Regions from separate parts of the Homo sapiens genome. Here region 1 is linked to region 2. A link is a loop called in an ENCODE intact Hi-C map of the cell type or tissue named here. Cell type or tissue: PC-9. All regions are shown on one strand. Each heading gives the region's core, and the rest is flanking DNA. Links, peaks and the distances in the headings are about the cores only.

Region 1 (8,353 bases), core at 190-8,189, 690 kb after region 2:
TATATGATTAATAAATGGATTATCAAAGGTAATTATAGTTGCATTGATCACCTGTTTCAAGTTTATTTTCTCAGATTATTTGTAATGAGATTAATTATCTCTACCTTTGTTTGCATTAAAGTAAACATTTCACATACACAGCAGTGTTTGGAGACCTTAAAGGAATGTACTTTAATGATGATAAGTCAATTTTTATAATCATCCATTTATCTTGAAGCTTTTATTAGTGCATTTTATTTTCTTTCAATAGATTCTTGCACTGAAGACTGTGATGGTAAGTATACTGCTGTTGTTAAATTCAATAATTGATGTTGATATTATTCCGTATGATTGCACAACAGACTGCATAAGTTGTAATTAAAAATCGGCAGCCTGTAGGAGAAAAACCTAATACAGATGGCGGGTTGATGGGTGCAGCAAACCACCATGGCACTTGTATACCTATGTAACAAACCTGCACGTTCTGCATATGTATCCCAGAACTTAAAGTATATTAAAAAAAAAAATCAGCAGCCTGCAGACCAAATCCATCTCCCATATGGGTTTTGTCTGGCCTTTATCTTGCTCAATTGTTATTTCAAAGATAACTTTAAAAAATACACGTTCAAGGACAGGCGCGATGGCTCACGCCTGTAATCCCAGGACTTTGGGAGGCTGAGGCGGGCAGATCACGAGGTCAGGAGATAGAGACCATCTTGGCTAATACGGTGAAACCCCATCTCTACTAAAAATACAAAAAATTAGCCAGGCGTGTGGCACGCGCCTGTAGTCCCAGCTACCCGGGAGGCTGAGGCAGGAGAATCACTTGAACCCGGGAGGCGGAGGTTGCAGTGGGCCAAGATGGCGCCACTGCACTCCAGCACCGGTGACACAGCGAGAATCTGTCTCAAACAAAACAAAACAAAACAAAACAAATTCGAATAACAGCAACAGCAACACATCTGGTCACGTTTGGCATACACCACCAATGGCAGAAGCCAACTGGAGCTGAGTAGAGGATTTCTCTTTAGGCAGAGAAATTGCTTTACAGTTTTCACGTCTGTTCACACAATACACACCTATGCGTTTTCATTGCTTCTGTTCATTTACATGACCTTACAGGTCCCTCCAGATCTGAATTGTAGCAACTGGTATAAAGATAATTTGAACAATAACAACATGCAAAATATATGCTATACATCTGAAAATAAAACATACTATAGTAGAAATATCCCTGAAGGAAGCAATAGAATAATTTGGCTTTAATCTCAGATTGCCCCTAATTTACTATCTAGTAATTGTCAAAACATTGCAGTTTCACTGACCTCAGAAGCTTCTTCTGTGAAATGAGAGTATTTGTGTCTTTTCGGTTTTAAGAAGTCCTTAAGCCTCTAATAAATGTTTTTAAAAATTAATAAATTAAGCCTCAATTTAGAGTGTTTTTTTTTGTTTGTTTGTTTGTTTTTTTTTTTTTTTGAGACGGAGTCTCGCTCGGTCACACAGGCTGGAGTGCGGTGGCGCCATCTCGGCTCACTGCAAGCTCCATCTCCCGGGTTCACGCCATTCTCCTGCCTCAGCCTCCCGAGTAGCTGGGACTACAGGCACCCACCTCCACGCCCAGCTAATTTTTTGCATTTTTAGTAGAGATAGGGTTTCACCGTGTTAACCAGGATAGTCTCGATCTCCTGACCTCGTGATCCACCCGCCTCGGCCTCCAAAGTGCTGGGATTACAGGCGTGAGCCACTGTGCCTGGCCAATTTAGAGTGATTTTTACAACTTTAACAGATACATGCTACCTTCATTAGAAACTGTCAGCACATTAAAACAGTACTGCAGATGTTTACACACAGAGTAATTGTGCATTTACACTCTCCATGAGCAGGGTTAAATTATTGTATTAACCTCGATTTAGCGTGCTAAGAATAATTCAGTGAGAAAAATTAAAGATGAGTGTCTCATGAAGGAATGGAGTAGTTATCACTTTGGTTGCTTAAGTACCAAATATTGTTTATGGAGTCTGATTCGGGGTTATGGTCAGGGTTCTGCAATCCTCTGCAATATATATGGGAGTCCACAAAGGATAGAAGTGGCTTAGTCACCTTAATACCAGGGTACATACACAACACAGAAGCCACTCTTCTGTGAGATTCAGGTAGAAGAGCCACTTATATATACATATGTATATATATGTATGTACACTTATATACACATAAACTTGATGCAGGGCAGGTTCTTGGCTTCACCCAGGTATTAATTCAAGAGCGAGCTGGTGGTGGAAGAAAACAGCCTTATTGAGGCGGCAGCAGTCCTGCAGCTCTGTGACTGCTCCTCCGAAGCAGGGCTACCCCATAGGCAGTATGTGGAGAGTAGCGACTCAGGAGCAGTTCTGTAGTCACATTTATACCCGCTTTTAATGGTATGCTAAGTAAGGGGCAGATTATTTGGAATGAGCTAGAAAATGGGCAGTAACTTCTGGGTATTACCTTGGCAAGGATTGGTAACTTCTTGCTTGTGCCAAGGCAATGGTAAGCTGTCATGGCGCTGTTGGGCATGTTTTATGGAGAAGTGTCTTTTGTGCCTCTTCTAGGCTTTGGCCAGTCTTCAATCTGGTCCAGAGTTGTGGCCTGCCTGCCTCCTACCTCAGACTTATCCATATTTATAGTATGTTTATAGATACATAGCTTTTTTCCTTACGCCATCATAAAACCCACTCCCATTCCCCTTCTCCAGTGTGCATGCACTGTAATGCATCTGTTGTCTTTGAATAGCCATGAATCTGTGAAAACACAGTGTGGTTGCTGCTGCTGGTGGGAATAGTGGTGTGTATGTGTGTTTAATTTGAATAGATATGTTGCTAAAGCACTTATGTTGTACATATATATTGTTATTTTTTAAATTGCCTCTCTTCTACATAAATTTATAGTTTCTAACTGCTGCATAACATGCCACATATACCTGTACAATATTTTACTTTGTTTCCTTGTATGTATGAATCTCCAATTATACTCAACTTCTCATTCACATGAATAATGTTACTATGAATATCCTTATAGATATACCTATTTTAAGTTTCTGTGGGTGAATTTCCCTAGTATGTATCTGGGAAAAGTTTTCCATAGAAGAGGTACATGCTGAATTTCACCAAGTATTGCCAACGCAATATTCTTGTTTCTCCCCGTAATTCCATTCACTTGTTTTGGCAATACATACCCTTTAATTCTATTGATTCCAACAGAATGACTATGGCAATAGCATCTTTCTCCCTTAATATTTTTTCTGAATTTTCCCTCTGCTATCCACTCTGCATAAAATCTGTTATTTCCCCTCATAATTGATTGTAGCATCTCACATAGAAAAGAGTTCATAGGCTGTCTGATTTAATAATCTACATAAAAACATCTCATTAAGAGAAGTATGGCAGTAACTTTTTTTATAAAGTTACCCTCTAATGAAACAAAAATTTGCTACCTCCAAATAGTATCCCCCTTTTTACATTATTTAGACCACTAAGGTATTTGTTTCTAAATAAAATCCTAAAAATTGATTTTGTATAATTTTATACTTTCTTAAAGAAACAAATATGATGACATTTGTTTTGTTTTTCCAGTGGAAAAGCCATTTGTGCTTTCTCTTGAGGCAAAATTAACTAAACTATTTTAGTGTCTATCAGTTTAAGATATGTTTTTCTTTGACACCTAAATTATATCCAGGAAAGTTAATAGCATTCTAATAACGCCTCAACACTTGAAAGTTAATTGTTTGTGTTATTTTACTTCATTGCATTCTTCTCCTTGTTACATTTTGCTAATGTGACTCATTTGATCTGAGAAACTTTTTTGTTTTGTTTCTGAAATGTTTAGAAGTAAAAAAAAATGATAAAATAAGCATATTATGCTTTGATTGTTAAACTTTGTGAATCCTAAACACTATACTACTTGCCTAGAAATAATTAAAATAAATTATATTTTGATTAAATGGGATAATCCCCATACATCTAATTAGTTTAAATAATAAATATCATAGATTAAATGTGTTAAATTATTCATGCATCTAATTAACAAAACACCAATCTATTAAAGAAAGAGCCCTATATCTTAGCATATTAATTATTTTGTTAAGTGCAATATTAAGCATTTGAGAAGTATTTAGGATTTTTCCTAACAGACTTGAGTCTTACACATATTCTTCAATATAAACTTAATTTAGGACCACAATCAACATGATTATTTGAAAAATTTGATGTTTTATATGCTAAAAATCTTAATTATAGTTATTGTTGGAAATATTTGTATTTTGGGGGAAAACTGTTAGAACATGCAACAATTATAAATTACTCAACTGACTTAAGAGACGAAGACAACTTTGTTTGTTTTTGTTGTTGTTGTTGTTTTTTGAGATGGAGTCTCACTCTGTTGCCAGGCTGGAATGCAGTGGCCCGATCTTGGCTCACTGTAATCTCCGCCTCCCGGGTTCAAGCGATTCTCCTGCCTCAGCCTCCCAAGTAGCTGAGACTACAGGCACACGCCATCACACCCAGCTAATTTTTGTATTTTAGTAGAGATGGGGTTTCACCACGTTGGCCGGGATGGTCTTGGTCTCCTGACCTCGTGATCCACCCGCCTCGGCCTCCCAAAGTGCTGGGATTACAGGCATCAGCCACCGTGCCCGGCCAACAACATTTTAAGAAGACTTCCAGTTTACAGAGAAAATAACAACAATGTATTTTAGCAGGGGATGTTTTAAAAAGTAAACTAGTATCACCTGTGTTATAGGTATAAGGTATATAGGTATCCCCATTACTCTGCTTTTTCTTTTAAATGATATAATATTCTGTATCTCTGGGATGGTGGAAGGTTGATTTGCAAAAAAGGAGGAGTAGATATGCACATTATTTTCTTGTTTAAATTCATTAATTATGAGTAAGTTGTATTTTATGTTGTCATATATTTTTAATATTTTATTTTTAAATAAAGGATTCAGAGTCAAATAGTTAAATATTTTAGCTAATTATGAAGATAGAGTTTTCTAAGAATGTAAAGCGACAAGGTAGACATGATTTTATAACGTAACCAAGAGAATTTTAATATATAAGCTTCATATTTAAGTCCTTGTAATAAATTTATATTTATAATGCAAATACATTATAAATATTTCTGATACATTTATATAATGAATTTAAATTTAATTATGGAATTAGATTTTAAAGAATATTATAACCTTAGATCTTCAAACTAGTGAGCATACCCCTGATGGTAAAAGGACATGAATAAATTAAAGAGAATACATTTTAAGATACTCAATTCGAAGATAGTCAATTGCTTTATATACTATGTTTCTTCCAAAAAATAATCTGCAGGAATAATTTTAAAAATAAATTAGTATAACTCTATATTGATATGAAAAATGGAAATATTATTTCAAAGAAGAATGCAAACAAAGTAACATGTTTATTCAGGAGGAGCTTTTTTTTTTACATATTTTATGTAGATGTTGGTGAATGTCAAGTCACAGTTATAAGTAGACATATATAGCTATAACAATGATTAAATTTATATGTAAGTTATGCTTTGTGGGTATAGATTTTAAGTATCTTATATAATGTATATTTATGTAAACTCTAATATGTAACTTCCTATTATACTGCATATGTATACATATATAAAATAATTGGATTCACTTAAATATACTATAAAGTATTTATTTAAAATTTGTAGTGATGCAGGGAGCTGAGATTGCACCACTGCACTCTAGCCTGGGTGACAGAGCAAGACTCCATCTCAAAAAAATAAAAAATAAAAAATAAAAAATAAATAAAATAAAATTTGTAGTGATAAAATATAGACATCTTCCTACAAGTATTTGAGTTAAAAATAAATTATTTTAAGTGTTACAAGAGTTAAAAAGTTCAAGAATAATACAAAGAGAATTTGTACTTATACATTTAAAAATGTGTCAAGGCAAATACAGACACTCTTCCTGATATCTTATCTAGCTACCTTTCTAGTATCTCCTTTATCTGCAGTACTACATTACTACATTACTACTATATCTACATTATCTACTATAGCTTATCTAGTCCCCCCAAAGGTATCAAATTTTTAGCACCTAAAGGCCAATCCTTGGTAATAAAGAGAGAGAATGTGCATATATAGATGTGTGTACGTATCTACCTATCTACATAGAGAGAGAAAGAGTGTGTGTGTGTAAATAGAGCCAGTAAGAAATATGCAAATAGTCATTTTAGTCTGTATTTCAGTAAGTATCTAAATATAGGAAAGTCATTCTGTGCTTGTAATTGATGTATTTACATAATAGGTGTAGCCAACACTGTCAAATCTGTTGATTTTTACCACTTCTTTATGCCACTTCTGCTGCTGTGTGGCCCTTTTGCCTCCTATGGCCATGTCAGCATCTTGATTCTTTTTTCTGAAGACTAGCCACAAGCTACTGGAGCTGTTTTGCCCTCAAAGGGAAGAGAGAGTGGCTGTGGCTGGGAGTTTTATGTTCAATCCACCTCATCCAACTTGGAAAGTCAGCTTCTTCCTTCAAATAAGGGTAAGTCTGAGAACTAATTTACACTCCTAAACTCCCCTGCAGAATCAGATCAGATTGGAGCCACCCTCCCTGAAATTTTATCTGAAATTGAAGTCTTTCTTGGTTTCTTCTTCTCCCCCTTCCTCTTCCTACCCGCTTTTACCAAAAGCCCTTGGGAATAAATTTTTAAACTATGTATTTATTTATTGACAAACAAATATTGTATATCTTTATGGGAAAAATTTTTAAATAAATCAGTTCCCCATAAAGCCACTCCTTAGTGGCTGCTTACAGGGGAACTCAGTTTAAGACCATGGTCTCATGGAATAATTACAACATAGTTCCCTAACTTGCCATCATTAGGGAGGCTTTAAAAGTGTTACAGACACAGAATCCTACATATTTCTTGATAAAAGGGGTCAGATATAAGCAGGAACAGTACCACGACTATGTTAGTGAAGCACATAACTCAGGACAAAGATTAAAGGTCACTAAAAACTGAATAATTAACATGAATAATACTTTAATGTAACATTTAAAAATCAAAATTAATTATAAATATAGCATGATTAAGATTAATTCTAGGAATGCAAGGCTGATTTTACCATTCAAAAATTCATCAACATAATCTGTCATATTAACAAAATAAAGTGAACTTCATTGGAAATTCTTTGGCCAGATTCTAACTTACTAAAATTGAAACAATCAAAGATCTGAAATGACTGAGAAAAACTCTGAACTCTATGATGTAAGCAACATCTACATTTTAATTAAAGACAAGATCAATATTACTGATTTTCTTTTGTCTCAGATTCCAATATGGTTTCATAGCTTTTGTGCTTTGACTTCCAAAAAAAAAATAAATAAATAAAATAAAGAAGATCAAAGGAAACCAAACCAAAGCAGCAGAAGAAAATAAGTAATACCAATAACAGCAAAAATCAATGAAAACAGAAAAACAATAGAAAAAATAAGTGAAATAAAATGCTGGTTATTTGAAAACAATAGCATTCTAGCAAGACAGACAAAGAAGTAAGAGAATGACACCCATTGCCAATATCTAGATGAAAAGAGAGATTACTACTACAGACCCCATAGATATTAAAAGGATAGTAAGGGAATTACTATGAATACAAATGAATTTGACAGCTTGAGACGTGAATCAATTCCTCAAAAAATGCAGACTCCCAAAACTCACTCAAAATGAAACAGTTAGAATAGCCTAGTAACTATTAAAATTATTGATATAGTAATTGAAAAGTTTATCCAATAGAGAAAATTTCAAGTCCAGATGATTTCACTGGACAAATCTACCCAACATTTAAAGAATTAACCACAGTTTTATACAGTCTTTTTACGGAGTTTCACTCTTGTTGCCCAGGTGCAATCTCGGCTCACCGCAACCTCTGCCTCCTGGGTTCAAGAGATTCTCCTGCCTCAGCCTCCCGAGTAGCTAGGATTACAGGTATGTGACACCACGCCCAGCTAATTTTGTATTTGTAATAGAGACGGGGTTTCTCCATGTTGGTCAGGCTGGTCTCGAACTCCTGACCTCAGGTGATCCGCCTTCCTCAGTGTCCCAAAGTGCTGGGATTATAGGCGTGAGCCACCGCAGCTGGCCTACACAGTCTTTTTCAAAAAACAGAGAAGGTAGCAAAACTCCCAATTTATTATACAAGGCTAGCATTACCCAATACCAACACCAAAGGCAGCATACAGACACATGCTCATGTGTACACACACACACACACACACACACAGAAGAAAGTAAAATAAAAAAGAGCCCAGGATTTCTCTTGAAAATATAAATAAAATAAAAATCCTAAACAAAATACTGCA
Region 2 (8,353 bases), core at 116-8,115:
CTGGAAATATTTGTGAAAAATCAGTGATAATAGTTTGACATTGTAGCTGCCTGAGGCGGAGCTATCAGGTGGGCAAATAAGAAGCTGACCAGAAATATTAAAAAGAAGAACTGGGGAAGGAGATGTTGTCATAGGTGTCTTTAGCTCTAACATGTTTAGAGCTGTCTAAACTTCTAAGTATTAAAGAGACACCCCAATACACATGCAGAGCCTGAGAAAACTGATTGGTTTGAGTAATTTAAGGATTTTTCTGTTCAAAAATTGGCTGACCACTAAGTTAATTGAGCAGAGATATCAGTGGCCAGTTTGGTAAAGAATATAGATTTTACAGAATTAGTCCAGGGAAGTCACTAAACAAACAACAACAACAAATGACAACACAGGAATAACAACAATACACCCTTGAGAAGGGGGCTCTAATTTCCAGAGTTGCCATGTTATATTATTTTAAATGCCCAGTTTTCAAAAAAATTATGAGACATGCAAATAAGAAACAATGGCCTCTACACAAGAATAAAGAAGTAGTAAATACAAACTATTTTTGAGGAAGCTGTGTTAGACTTACTAGTTAAATATTTTAAATTAACTATTTTTAATATGTTCAAAAACTAAGGGAATCCATGTCTAAGAATTGAAGGAAAATGTGTAAGCAATGTCTCCTCAAATTTAGAATACTAATAAACACTAGAGTTGAAAAGTACAATAATTGAAATGAATTCACGAGAGGTACTGAAGCAGATTTGAGTTGTCAGAAAGAGTCAGCAAACTTGAATATTGGTCCATTGAGATCATCCACCTTGAGGAACAAACAGAAAAGAAATGAATAAAAATTAAGCAAGCCTTAGAGACTTATGTGACACCATAAAATGTACAAACATATGCACAATGTAAATTCTAGAAGGAGCAGAGGTGGGGAAAAAGAGGCAAAATAATATTTCAAGAAATAATCATTAAAAACTTTCAAAATTTTATAAAAAACAGCAACCTACACAGCCAGGAAAGCCCATGAACTCCAAGTAGAATATACTAAAAGATATTCAGATCTAGGCATATAATAATCAAACTATAGAAAGAGAAAGAGAACTTTGAAAGCAGCAAGAGAGCAGCAACTCATCAACATGAGAATCCTAAATTGGATTTAACAGCTGATTTCTCATCAGAATCCATGGAGGTAATAAGGCACTGATGTGACACATTTAAAGTAAATTTTTAATGATTGTCAACCAAGAATTCTAAGTCCATTGAAACCGTTATTCAAAAGTGAAGGAAAAAGTAAGAAATTTACAGATTAAAACTGAGAGAATTCACCCTGCAATACTAGAAGACACCCTAAAATAATTTCTTAGAAAACTCTTAACTAAAAGGGAGTCCTTCACATTTCAAGGAAAGGACACTAAAAAGTAAATTGAATTCACATGAGAAAATAAAGAGCATCAGTAAAGGTAACTATAAGGGAAACATAAAGTACAATATGTGTGTTTTGTTTGTAACTCTTTAAAATCTCCTATCTAGTTTAAAAGACAAATTCATAAAGCAATAATTATAAACTTGTGTTGATGGATATATACATAAATTTATATGACAGAAACACAAAGGAACAGGAAATAAATGGAGACATATAGAACCAAAGTTTTTGTATATTACTGAAGTTAAGTTGGTATTAATTCAAACTAGAGGGTTATTGGTTAAAATATTAATTGTAATCCCAGGGAAACCACAAAAAGCTCAAAAAATGTATAAAAAATGACAAGATAGGTTAGAAAATATTTAATATAAAATAAAGCATTAGTGGAGGATAGAGAAACAAAAAATAAAAAAGCCACAGAAAACAAATAGTAAAATAGCCGATGTAAATCTTGTCAATAAGTATATTAAGTATAAATAGATTAATTATTCCATCTAAAGGCAGAAATTGGCATAACAGATTAAAAAAACATGATCTAACTATATATCCTCTATAGGAGATTTACTTTAGATTCAAAGACTCAAATAGATTATATGTAAAAGGATAGAAAAATATACTCCAAGCAAATAGTAAACAAAGAAGAGCTTGAGTGGCTATATTAATCTAAGATAAAATAGACTTTAGACACAATTATTGTAAGAGATAAGGATGTTGATAATGATAGAAGGCTCAATCCACCAAGAACATACAGCAATAAAAACATATATCAACCAAAAAACAGTGCCTTATGATAGCAACCTTAAGAGAACTGGAATAACTAACTATATCAGAAAAATTGACTTTAAACAAGAAATGTTATTATAGAGAAGAGCAGATATTTCATAATGATAAAAAGCTCAATCTATCAAGAATGAGCAAGAATTTACATATATGGCTCTAACAACAACTCTAATATACATGCAGCAAAATACTACACAACTGAATGGAGAAATAGACAATTCAGCTATAATAGTTATACACTTCAGTATTCCATTTATAATAATGGATAGAACAAATAGACAAGGGATGAACAATTAAATACAATACTGGAATAACACCATAGACCAACTAGACCTAACAGACGTCTGTAGAATGCCCAACAACCACAGAATATACATCTGTCTAAAGTGTACATGGAACATTCTCTAGTATAGACCATATGTTTAGCCATAAAACAAATATAAAAAATATAAAATGATTGAAATAACACAAAGCACATTACCTGAATAGAAGGGAATAAAATTAGAAACCAATAATGGAAAGGATTTGGGAAATTTATAAATACGTAAAAATTAACTTTGAGGTGAATATAAAAGATAATAAAACATACCAAAACTTACAGGACACAGCTAAAGTAGTGCTTAGAGAAAAATTTATACCTGAAAATGCCTTTCCTAAAAAAGAGAAAAAGATCTTAAATCTATAACCTAAGCAGCCACCTTAATAAATTAAAAAAGTGACCATAAACTAAACCCTCCAAAAGTAGACAAAAGTAAGAATTAGTAGTGGAAATAAATAAGATAGAAATATTTTACAAGTAGCAAAAAGAAATGAAACCAGAATTTGGTTCCTTAAAAAGATCACCAAAATTGACAAATTTCTAGCTAGATTTACCAAGAAACAAATAGAAAATACTTAAATTACTAAAATCAGTAATGAAAGAGAGGAGTTATTACAGAAATAAAAAGAATTATGAGAGAATACTATGAACCATTGTATGATAATGCTTTAGATAACTTAGATGAAGTGGAAAATTCCTAGAAAGAAACTACAAAAACTGACTCAAGAAAAGATAGTAATTCTAAATAGTCCTACAAGAATTAAACTGACCCACCTACCCCCTTTCCCCGCCCAAACAAAACCATCACAGATGGCTTAACTGATCAGTTCTACCAAATTTTAACCAAGATTTAATATCCATCCTTCATAAACTCTTATGAAAAATAGGAGAAGAGAATATTTCCGAACTTGTTTTATGAGATCAATATTACTCTGATACTTAAACCAGACAAAGACACCATGAGAAAACTATGGACAAATATCCTCTGTGAATATAGATTAAAAAGTCTTCAACAAAATACTAGCAAACCAAATCTGGCAACATGTACATTGTATTACACAATATGAAAAAAGTGGGATTTATTTCAGAAGCAAAAGATTGATTCACACATGAAAATCAATCAGTGTAATTCACCATATTAATAGAATAATTAATGAAAGCTGCGTGCTTATTTAATATATGCAGAAAAGGTATTTAACAGAATCCAATATCCTTTCATAATAAGAACACTCAACAGCCTAGGATCTCCAATGAGGTAAGAGCATCTACACAAAACCCACAGCTAACAGCATGCTTAATGGTAAAAGATTGAAGATTTCTCCTTAAGATCAGGAACAAGACAAGGATGTACACTCTGACGCGTTGTATTCAACACTATACTTAAGGTTCTACCCAAGGCAATTAGATAAGAAAATAATGTCATCCAGATTGAAAAGGAAGAAGTAAAATTATTTCTGTATGAAGATAACATGATTCTAAAAGCCTAAGAAATCCACCAAAAGTGATTAGAACTAATAAGTGAGTTTAGCAAGCTTTTCCAGATACAAGGTCAATATACAGATTGTATGCTTATGATTTTTTAAGTAAAAGTTTTGTTATAGTAAAAGTGGTAGATCTAAATTCACAAAGTTATAAATGTTATAGATTTGTAAAGAAATTGTGAGGAATCCATATGTTTGCATACTGTGGAATCATTAAAAATAAGTAGAATCTGTATGCTTACTGAGATACAAAAATTATCAGATTACTGATATTAAGTATAAACATGTGGTAGATTAATTGCACTTATAGCCCCATTTCTTTTCTTTCTGCATTTAATCAATTGTGATGTTCCTTTGCAAAGGGACCCCACCCTTTGTAATTTACCTTGGTGAGAGAATTAGGCAGAAGTGTTAGTGTGCCAGTTCTTAGTCTTTAGGTAATTTTGCATAATTCCACTTGCTCCCTCTTGCATGTCTGTGATTGCAACCTGAAGAGCATGCTCAGATTAGCTCACACTGGTCTCAATTCACCTCAGCTGAATTCAACCTAGATCCAAAGACTCTAAACCCCAAGAAGAATAAGCACGCTAAGAGGAGGTTGGCAGAGCTGTTCATCCCTGAGCAGCTGAACCCTGAGATGCTCAAGAAATAAATGTTCATTATGTATGCTACTGAGTTTCTGAGTGATTTGTATCCCAGAAAAAGCTAAAGCATATGGACCTATTTTAGTAAGAAAAATATGCATATGGTCAAGCATGACAAAACATGTTTAGCGAGGTAAAGCAAATGATTAACTGTGGTTATTTTAGCATTATGAGTATGAGTAATTTTATTTTTTCTGGATAATCATGTATTATTTTGCTATGGTGGAATTTTCAATAAAAATGATAATAGGTTAAAATTGTTTATCTTCCTTTTTAAAGGGAATAAATCAGTGTTGAAAGTTTATTACTCCAAATTAAAATTTTTCCTTAGAAAGTTTGAAATGGTTTCTGACTCTGAGTAAGCTTAAAGTGATAGAAATAAAGGTATATAAATAAACTATTTAATATTATAATGCTTAGATTTAGTGGCTTTTACTGACTCTATTTTGGGCTATATAAAAATCTGAAAGTATTGTATGGAATTGAAATACAGATTTTAGTTTCCTCTATTTTCTTACCAAAATGTGAATAGTGTGTTTTTTTGCCATTAAAAATGTTATCCAACTTCTTCATGGATAAAAAGTAATTTTTCCAGGAATATTCTCTTTGAAAAAGTTAAAACAATGTTTTGAAATGCACCTACAGTACTTAGTGGATGATATTTGAGACAACGGCAGAATATCTTTGCTTTTGATCTAAAACAGGCGAGATGAATTCATCCATAGCTCTAAAATGTGCCTTGGGAGCCTTGTAGGTTTTGTAGTGTTAAATTGCTTTCACAGATGACTGTTAAAGTCTGAGAAAATTTAGAAGTTATATTTCACATTTCTCTTTTCCTCAGTCTTCACATCCAATCCATCAGCAAGTCCTGACGCTACTTTTCTTCACCTCCACTTTTATCATGATATTGTCAAAATATAATTTTTAAAGTTAGAAACAGGACTTTCTTACAAATGTCAAGTAAGCATATGCCAAACATTGATTTAAATCATTATTAAAGGAGTCAGCAGGATGATAAAGGTAGTTCAAGGGGCATTTGGAGAACAGAGACTGTTAGGAAAGGTATACTGAAATAAATTTGCTAGGTTGGGCACAAAACTGGTTAATACCTTGCAGAGCAATAAAGTATAACCTTTCTTCTGGAAAGAAATTATATATCTCCAATGGACAAAAACTACAAATGAACATATAACATTACAGAGTCCTAGCTTTAATCAATAGTAAACAGCAAAGCAAGCAAGGGTACATACTAGGGAATTAAATTATTCTTGGGTGATCCTGTTAGATAATGTCCTAGTATGACACTGAAATAACATGCAGATATTATTAGCAATTTTGGGTAATTTTTTTTAACAGTTCTCCATTGTTATTATAAATAACCTTAATCACAAATAAAGGCCAGCCTTCTGGTGTTTGGGCCTAATTGACACAGATTGGGAAAAGGTATTAATAACTACATAAACTTTTTTATAGTATGGTCAGCAAGTATAGTCATTCAGTTTTGAGCAACTCTTATCGTCAGAGAATTAATTTCTTTCTAGAATTCAAGACATATCTTCATGTGGCCTTGGACCAACTCAGTTCTCCCTCATTTCTCCTGTAGTTCTCAAGGATAATTGTAGAATGTAGAATGTGCTGGGAATGCAACATTCTGAGACAAAGGGGGAAAAAGCCTGGCTCTGTTCCTGTTTCTCAGAGAAATAGGATTTTCTTGAATGCTTTATCCCAGCATGTTGTGTTTCTCCAGAGGTATAAAACCCAGGTGGGCTCCCTCAGCTGTGGTGCAAGTGAGGCACATGTGGACAAGATTTCACCTATCCCGGACAGCTTTTCTGATGAGTCTTAAAAAGCCAGCTTGCCCTTGAATCCTAGGCTTCTGGGTTATTTACTGCCTACTTATGAGTAATAAATTTGCTTTGCTTAATTTGTTGTGTGAATGCTCCTTCTCATTGGACTTGTGCAAATAGTAGAAATTGCAGCCCAAGATGCAGTAAGCTGTAATTGTAACCAGTGCACAGAGAACATTGCATGTGGAAAACACTGAAAATAATAAGAATATACTAAAATAAATTGTATCGGATGAAATATAACTACAAATTCTTTTCTTTTCTGTTTTTTTCATCAAGTCTTTGCTTCCTCCACTTAAACTTGGATTGGTCTTGTGACTTTCTTTAACCAACACAATTAAGCAGAAATGGTGGTTCTGTGTCTGTCTTTGCACTACTATATCATTCTGGAACCATGTCTGACATAGCATAGGTCCTCAAAATAAATATTTACTGAATAAATGAATAAAAATATAATGATGTTTGTTTTAACACTATTTGCCCTGTTGACAAGTGAGTTATCAAGACGTATACATTTTACTGAAAGGAAACTACATGTTTTACCTCTGTACTAAGACGTTTTCTAAATAAAACTTCTTACTAGAGCAAGCAGTATCCTCCTGTTTTTATGAGTCACCCTCTCTCCCAGAAGTTCAGAATTCTTGTGCTGGCTGTTCTACATCATAGCAGCAGCCTATGTTGAGTTCTTTACTAGTGGTGTCCCACTGTCTTTTAAAATACATTCCTTGTTTTTATTTAAACCCCTGGAAGTCTCTGCCATGGCATGACGAGTAATAATAAGTTTATCAGATAAATCAATCTCTGTCTCTGTATTAACCATGTAAGAGAAAACACAGAATAAAGATTAGGGGTTTGGAATCAGAAAGATTCTGATGTGAGTTATAACACTCAAGTTCAGCTAGTAAGGGTGGTGAATTTAGACCAGTATGAATTTAGACCATTATTTTATTTCTTGAGACTCATATGTAAATTGGGGAACATAATACTACCTAGTAAGGTGTTATAAGGATTAAAAGGAGCTATGTATATATAGTTTCTATTGTATAGTAAAGGGTTAACTTATTGTGGCTATTATAGGAACTGATTTTTCCCCAAATATCATATTGCCTTTTAGTAGATGTCTCCAAAAGAAGTTGAAAACTGTAATTGTGAGAGATAGGAGAGATCTTGGGTTAGGTGCCTCTTTCTAGATAGCCATTTCCATCTCCTTCTCCTAGGGCTAACACTGCTTACTTTTAAAAAAGACACTTCCAGACATAAATGGTGAATTTTTGAACTATGGTTAACTAATTCTAGCCAAACAGTTAAATTCTATTTCCAGGAATTCCTGTGATATTTGTATCTGCAGTAAATTAAGAATTATAAAATCTGAAATCATATTTATGGTAGCTGTTTTACAGTTCTGCTTCTATAATACATAAGCTTGATAGAATCTCTTGATGTGATTTTTTCTAAGCCCTACCGCTCAAATAATCATTTACTACTGTGACAATCTACGTGTCTAGAAGAGTTTTAAATATGGATTGTTTAACAAGTTTCCCCTATTCTAACAAGCATTCTTCTTTTGTAGATTCTGCAGAAATGGAATCTGAACAGATCACCTTGAACGTATGAGGTTCAGGTGAAGAGCTGGATGAGGAGTAATTTAAAGCATGTTGAATTAACAAATAGCAAAACAGACAGATAATATTCTTTGGTCCTTGTGAAAAAGTAGTTATAAAAAGATTTTTCCTAATTCCTGAAGTTTCTATTATTTAAAAATGAACTAAAATCTTAGAACCCATTTCAGGTTACTTGGTTCATCTGGTCTCAGCTCAAAAAAGATGTTATCACTACTCCTTCAATAGCAAATTAACTCTTACTTGCTAGAGATATAT

What was found. A loop is a pair of places that touch in the nucleus more often than their neighbours do. Peaks named below come from ENCODE experiments on the same cell type or tissue, not always from the same donor. Only the 100,000 strongest peaks of a DNase experiment are listed, where the experiment ranks them.
Region 1: it touches region 2 in a loop (13-fold over the local background); 2 of 110 quality-filtered maps call a loop at or near these places.

The regions. Positions count from the first base shown.
Region 1 is chr2:187,832,674-187,841,026 of GRCh38, forward strand. No RefSeq gene overlaps it. Among named protein-coding and RNA genes, the nearest start is that of TFPI, 280 kb to the left of the region's middle. RefSeq lists a silencer at 855-1,055. In PC-9, for the core only: no CTCF peak of the experiment used is centred there; no DNase peak of the experiment used is centred there.
Region 2 is chr2:187,143,771-187,152,123 of GRCh38, forward strand. All of the region lies in intron 1 of CALCRL-AS1 (CALCRL and TFPI antisense RNA 1), which reads left to right. It overlaps LOC124906106 (a long non-coding RNA gene), which reads right to left and starts at 5,235. Exons shown (of 3, transcript XR_007087543.1): 1 at 5,148-5,235; 2 at 4,371-4,473; 3 at 721-796. In PC-9, for the core only: no CTCF peak of the experiment used is centred there; no DNase peak of the experiment used is centred there.